Regions from separate parts of the Mus musculus genome. Here region 2 is linked to region 1. The links are chromatin contacts, found by POLR2A ChIA-PET in ENCODE. All regions are on one chromosome and are shown on one strand. The core of a region is the stretch at or near the end of the contact, and the rest is flanking DNA. Distances in the headings are between cores, read along the strand shown.

Region 1 (2,700 bases), core at 62-2,561:
AGGAAGTGCCCTATTTGGCTTAGCCACCAGTGCTTACTGGTGAAAAACTAAACATGACAAAAACTTGAAATATGGCTAAAGTGATTGACAATGACTGGTGGTGTGAGAGTCTGTAGTGACCTGAATGAGAAATGTCCCCCATATCCTGACATTTGAACATGGTCAAATGATCAGTGGCTGGTGATGTTTGGGGAGGCTTAGGAGGCGTGGCCTTGCTGGAGGAAATATGTTCCTGGAGGTGGGCTTTGAGAGCTTAAAGCCTCGTCCTGCATCTAGTTTGAGGTCTGTGCTTCATGATTGTGGTTAAAGATGTGTGCTGTCAGCTTACTGCTCTGTGACCTGCTGCTATTCTGCCATTCCCTACCAAGCCCAAAATAAATCCTTCTGTAAGTTGCTTTGTTCATGGTGTTTTATCAAGGCAACAGAGTTGGGAAGATTCATCTATTACATTCGGAATTCACTACCGGCATGGAGACCCCCAATTTTAGTTCCCTATAAGGTAGAATTATGGCGCATAGTCTTAACCTCTGGATCATAAATACATGAACAGATATACCTTAAATATCTGTTTAGCAGGTATTTATCCATTCAACTCCATCAGGATGTTTATAGCAGGATGCAAAGCTCTGTCTCCAAAATTCCCTCTGATTCACACCTCCCTCCTCATTTTTCTTTGTGGCCTAAGGGTGAGCCCGGCACGAAGTTTGAGTACAGAAGACAATGGTATTTAGGTTCTGGGAGTACAGTAGATACCAACTGTCGAATTATGAAATGCATGCAAAAGGGCATGTAGGTCACAGAAGGCATCCACGACGTTCAATAGGGCCTCAGTTCTCCCTAGATCATTGGCACCTAAGTGGGTGTCATGCACAAGACATTGCCTAACTTGGGAAGGAACCCAAATTCCTGTTGAGTAGTTTTTCCCACAACTGGAATGCATCTGGTAAACCCAGTTCTGTAAAGCATCCTGCTCCCTCAGGGCGCAAGCGCACTCACAATCGCAGGCAGGTCGGCCGGCCGCAGCTCCCCCTTGCGGAGCTCCAGGGAGCGCGCGGCTTTTTCTGGGCATGCGCACACCGACTCCATGTCCAAGTAGGGAAGCTCGCTGTAGCCCTCTCGTGCGTGTTCGTACAGGAGGTTCCGGACTCGTTTCTCCGTAGCGAAACTCCTCCTTGGGTTCTGGCTGCACACGCAGCGTCCTCGGGACCGGAGCCCCTGGCGAGCCAGGAAAGGCCACCAAAGCCGCGCCATGGACGCAGCCATCTTGGAGTGGAAACAAGAAGTCACTCATCATGGACGAGCCAATCAGACGCGCAAGGAGATTTCCCGCCCAGGCTTCAGAATCCCTTCCAATGAGGAAAATGGAACTCAGCTAGAATCTGTTATTGTCCAATCGTCATCCTTGTCCCGTCCCTTCAGTGACGCAGGAAAGATCTAGCCAATCACTAAGGAGGAACCCCGGAAGGGGCTGGAGGTAGGGGTTGGCGTGTGTGCGACCCCGCTAGGTTGGTGAGGTGGGTGCAGTTATCTGTGATCCAGATCTCTCCTCTCTCCTCAGTTTCCCCTTCCAGTATCCGGGCAAGGGCGGTTGGGTCCTTGGGGGCCTACTCAGAAGGAGACTGAATTTGCGAGGGGACTTTCTGTTTTAGAGGAGATTCTAGAAGGCTCTGAGAGTGGGTTTCTGGTCCCAACCTCCTTTCTGAATGTCTTCTCTCCTAATACAGGGACGCTGCAGGCGGCGAGATGTCCTGGCCCGGCCTTCTTTATGGCCTCACCACGTCCCTCAGTCGTGGTAAGTGAGCATGGGCCACAGGGACGAGGACAGCTCCCTGGCATTTGCGTGTTTTTGCCAGATTTCGGATGGTATCATCTTTAAGCACGGTGCCTTTTCTATTTTGGAGACAGGGTTTCACTGTAGTCCAGGTCAACTTCCAAATCACTTTGTAGACAGGATGGCCTTGACCTCCTGACTACCGCTTCAATCTCCCAAGTTCTGGAGTTACAGGCGTTTTCTACCACGCTCCCGGCTCAGGGGGCAGGAGGTGGGAAGGTCCTGTGTTCTTAGAGTTTAAGTCAGTCTTAGTCATGGCTCCCCTGCATCGATAGCGGTGAATCCCTGAGATTGCATTGCCTGGTGATATTCTGTCTTAGTTTGTGTAAGTGCACTCTCGATGTCCGTGTAACAATCATACCAACAAATGCTCCTTTCTTGGCATGTCTCCCTGCTTAGGTGTCTCTCAGTAGTGTTTATTCCTTCAGTGTTTATTGATCACCCCCTACAGGTGAGAAGGCCAAGCTAAGAAGTTTAGTGGTGGCGCACACCTTTAATCCCAGCACTCGGGAGGCAGGCAGATTTCTGAGTTCGAGGCCAGGCTGGTCTACAAAGTGAGTTCCAGGACAGCCAGGGCTACACAGAGAAACCCTGTCTCAAAAAACCAAAAAAAAAAAAAAAAAAAGAAGAAGAAGAAGTTTAGTTATTCATTCACGTGCTATTTTTCTAATTCTAAGACGGGCCACCCATTGGAGGACAACTTTTATGTTCCTAGACATTGCCCAGACATCAGGTTTGTACACAGTGTTCTGAGGGAGGCAGGCATTGGGTATTCCATTCACATGGTATTTCGAGACAGGGTTTCTCTGTGTAGCCCTGGCTGTCCTGGAACTCACTCTGTAGACCAGGCTGGCCTCGAACTTAGAAAT
Region 2 (2,700 bases), core at 151-2,650, 240 kb before region 1:
TGGGGGTGCTCTCACCAGGCTCCATCTTCACCATCTTCAAAGCCACCAGGTCCTTAGACACCTTGTCGCGAGCCTTGTAAAGGGGAAGTTGGTCATCAGGCAGACTCCATAGCTTGCCATCCTCAGCATCTCTGAACCAAGGCCAAGGCCTGGCATTCTCTTACACTCCTGCTTGCCAGCCTCTCCCCAACTATCCCAGGGTTGTGGTGGAGGAGACAGAAGGGCTTTCTCACCTTGAATACTTCTCCATAAGTTCCACCACCCAGTCGTTGCAGTAGATCATAGTGTTCTCGAGGGTCCTTATTAAAAATGTCGGGGTCCACAAGGGCCATTCCTGGAGGCCGGGGCTGGGCCAGTGCCCAGGGGGCCAACAGGGCCTCAGGGTTCAAGCTTTGGTATTACCTTCTGTCTCCACACAAGTCCTGGGCCCGCCTTGACTCTGTGGGCTGTGGCCTTCCCCCTCCCCACTCTCGCTTCCTGCCCCAGCTGCAGGGCTGTGCAGAGGGCTGCACAGAGGGCTCCACCCCCGTCCCCTGGGTTCTGAGAGTTTGATCGCCTTGGGACCCATGGGACTCCCCTTTACCCACTGAAGGACACTATGTAAATAAGATGCAAAAGTTCTTAAATGCAACCTGGGGCTGACCTAGCACCCTCTCCCCAACACTCTATTTTGGGAGGAGTCATAGGTTACGGTTGAACCTCTGCTGGGTTCTTGAAGATCTGGAATCAAGCCAGAGGTTGCAGGTCTGCACAAAGCTGGCTAGGTTTCACAGAAGACCTGTTTACTCGTGACACATGCATGTGACTTAAGTGACAGCTGAGCTCAGGGCACCTGCCCGCATGGCACATGTCTGTGCAACGCTTCAAACGTGTAGGGAATCTGTGGCAGACGTGGAACACTTGTTAGTAGCCCCTACGCAGAGCCGATGGAGACTACAGGTGTCTTTTGCCTTCCCGGCCTCCTAACAGCACTGTAGCAGTACGGAACCGAGTGGGGACCAGCGAGGAAGTGAAGATACATACAAGATGCTGTCTCAGGCACCCAAGTCGGAGACAAGAAGGGCTTCAGAGAGCATCTCCCACCCGACTAAACTCAAAGAAAAGGAAACAGCAACCCTTCACGGGGCTAAACGCTTAAGGCTACGCATGCGTAGAGAAAATAAAGTCTCCTTTCCCCGTACAACTCCAGCGCACGCGCGTCAGAAGCTTAAGTACTAAGTTTGCGCGGCCCGGGAAAAGCTTAGCCCGCCTCCTGGCGCCTGCGTAGTAAGGCAGACTAAACCTTTTCTCACGCTATTGGTCTCTTTTAAGTGAGCTCATTGCGCATGCGCAAGTTACAACTGCTGGAAGGAAATCACGTGGTAGACAAAAAAAAAAAAAAAAAAAAACAACCGGCGCTGGTGCTGAAAGCGCCTTTCCCTTTGCCTTCCTTGTAGGAGCTGGAGGGAGGGTGTGACGCAGGTTCCGCTTCCTACACCTCTCTTCCGGTCCTCTAGTGCTAAGCACCGTGCCTGGTGTTCGACTCCAGCTGAGGCTGCCGAAGGCAACAGTGATCATGGCGATGTTTGAGCAGATGAGAGCGAACGTGGGCAAGTTGCTCAAGGGTATCGACAGGTCTGAATTCCGCTGAAGGGCGCTCTCTGGCCAAGCGGGGTGGAGAAGACGGGGAGCCAGCCAGGGGTGGCCAGGGCTCCACGCTCCTCCAGAGATGGAGTTTCTCCAAGTTTCTCTCCGTCCCTCAACTTTACCTTTTCTGCTGCCACAGACTCCCGGTGTCTTTTAGTCTCTTCCTTCTCTGTCCTTGTGGACCATCCTACATAGTGTTTTCTGATGTCTATTTGGCCAGTGGGGACCGGAGGTGATGGAAACGGGAACCGGTCCTGCGTTCCTGGACTTAGGTTCCCATTCCATCCTGGCGACAACCCCATTCAGCAGATAGTGACAATAAGGAGCGATCAGGGCCTGGTCAGGTCAAGCCACGTATTGAGATAGGCAGGAGAGGATGGAACTGGGTCAGAACGGGATCGAAGAGAAGGTGTTCAGGAAAACATACGGGCTGCAGAGACTGACTGAGGTTGGAGGCATCCTAGACATGACCAGGGGCTCAAGTAGGGCTAGCTAGAGGCCCATGTTAGGAAAAACATTTACTGGATGTTGTACAGTTAATTGATCAGCTATCTGGGTAGTTCCAGTGGGTGGGACTAACTTATTTATTTTAAGATCGAATGAATGTAATAAAGCTTCCTACAGATTTATTTAAAAAGAAAATAGCAAAGTGAGGAATATCCCATGGCCAGAATAAAAGCTGTAGGAAGAAGAGAGTGATTTCAGGTTAACAAATTACAGTGGTCCCTAAGGACTAGCCTCTGTTCTTCTCTTTGTTTACTCATGTCTGTCTGTGTAGTTATCTCCCTATCTTCCCCCCCCCTTTTTTTGTTTGTTTGTTTGTTTGTTTTTTGAGACAGGGTTTCTCTGTGTAGCCCTGGCTGTCCTGGAACTCACTCTGTAGACTAGGCTGGTCTCGAACTCAGAAATCCGCCTGCCTCTGCCTCCCAAGTGCTGGGACTAAAGGCGTGCGCCACCACTGCTCGGCTCCCTTTTTCCTTTTGAGACAGGTTTTCACTATTAATTGCAGACTAGCTTCAAACTTGCAATCCTCCTGTCCTGCCTCAGCCTCCTAGGTGCTGGGATGAAAGGCAT

What was found. ChIA-PET counts read pairs that join two places held with the same protein, here RNA polymerase II (POLR2A).
Region 2: POLR2A ChIA-PET joins it to region 1 with 13 read pairs in embryonic stem cell. The contact joins the promoter of Eif3k here to the promoter of Sars2 in region 1. POLR2A ChIA-PET finds 5 or more read pairs at or near these places in 4 of 5 experiments (Patski and embryonic stem cell).

The regions. Positions count from the first base shown.
Region 1 is chr7:28,740,579-28,743,278 of GRCm38, reverse strand. It overlaps Sars2 (seryl-aminoacyl-tRNA synthetase 2), which reads right to left and starts at 1,311. Exons shown (of 16, transcript NM_023637.3): 1 at 997-1,311. The coding sequence starts at 1,263. It overlaps Mrps12 (mitochondrial ribosomal protein S12), which reads left to right and starts at 1,458. Exons shown (of 3, transcript NM_011885.5): 1 at 1,458-1,514; 2 at 1,725-1,792. The coding sequence starts at 1,744.
Region 2 is chr7:28,980,588-28,983,287 of GRCm38, reverse strand. It overlaps Eif3k (eukaryotic translation initiation factor 3, subunit K), which reads left to right and starts at 1,400. Exons shown (of 8, transcript NM_028659.3): 1 at 1,400-1,614. The coding sequence starts at 1,556. Map4k1 (mitogen-activated protein kinase kinase kinase kinase 1) reads right to left here and starts at 434. Exons shown (of 32, transcript NM_008279.2): 1 at 234-434; 2 at 16-73. The coding sequence starts at 332.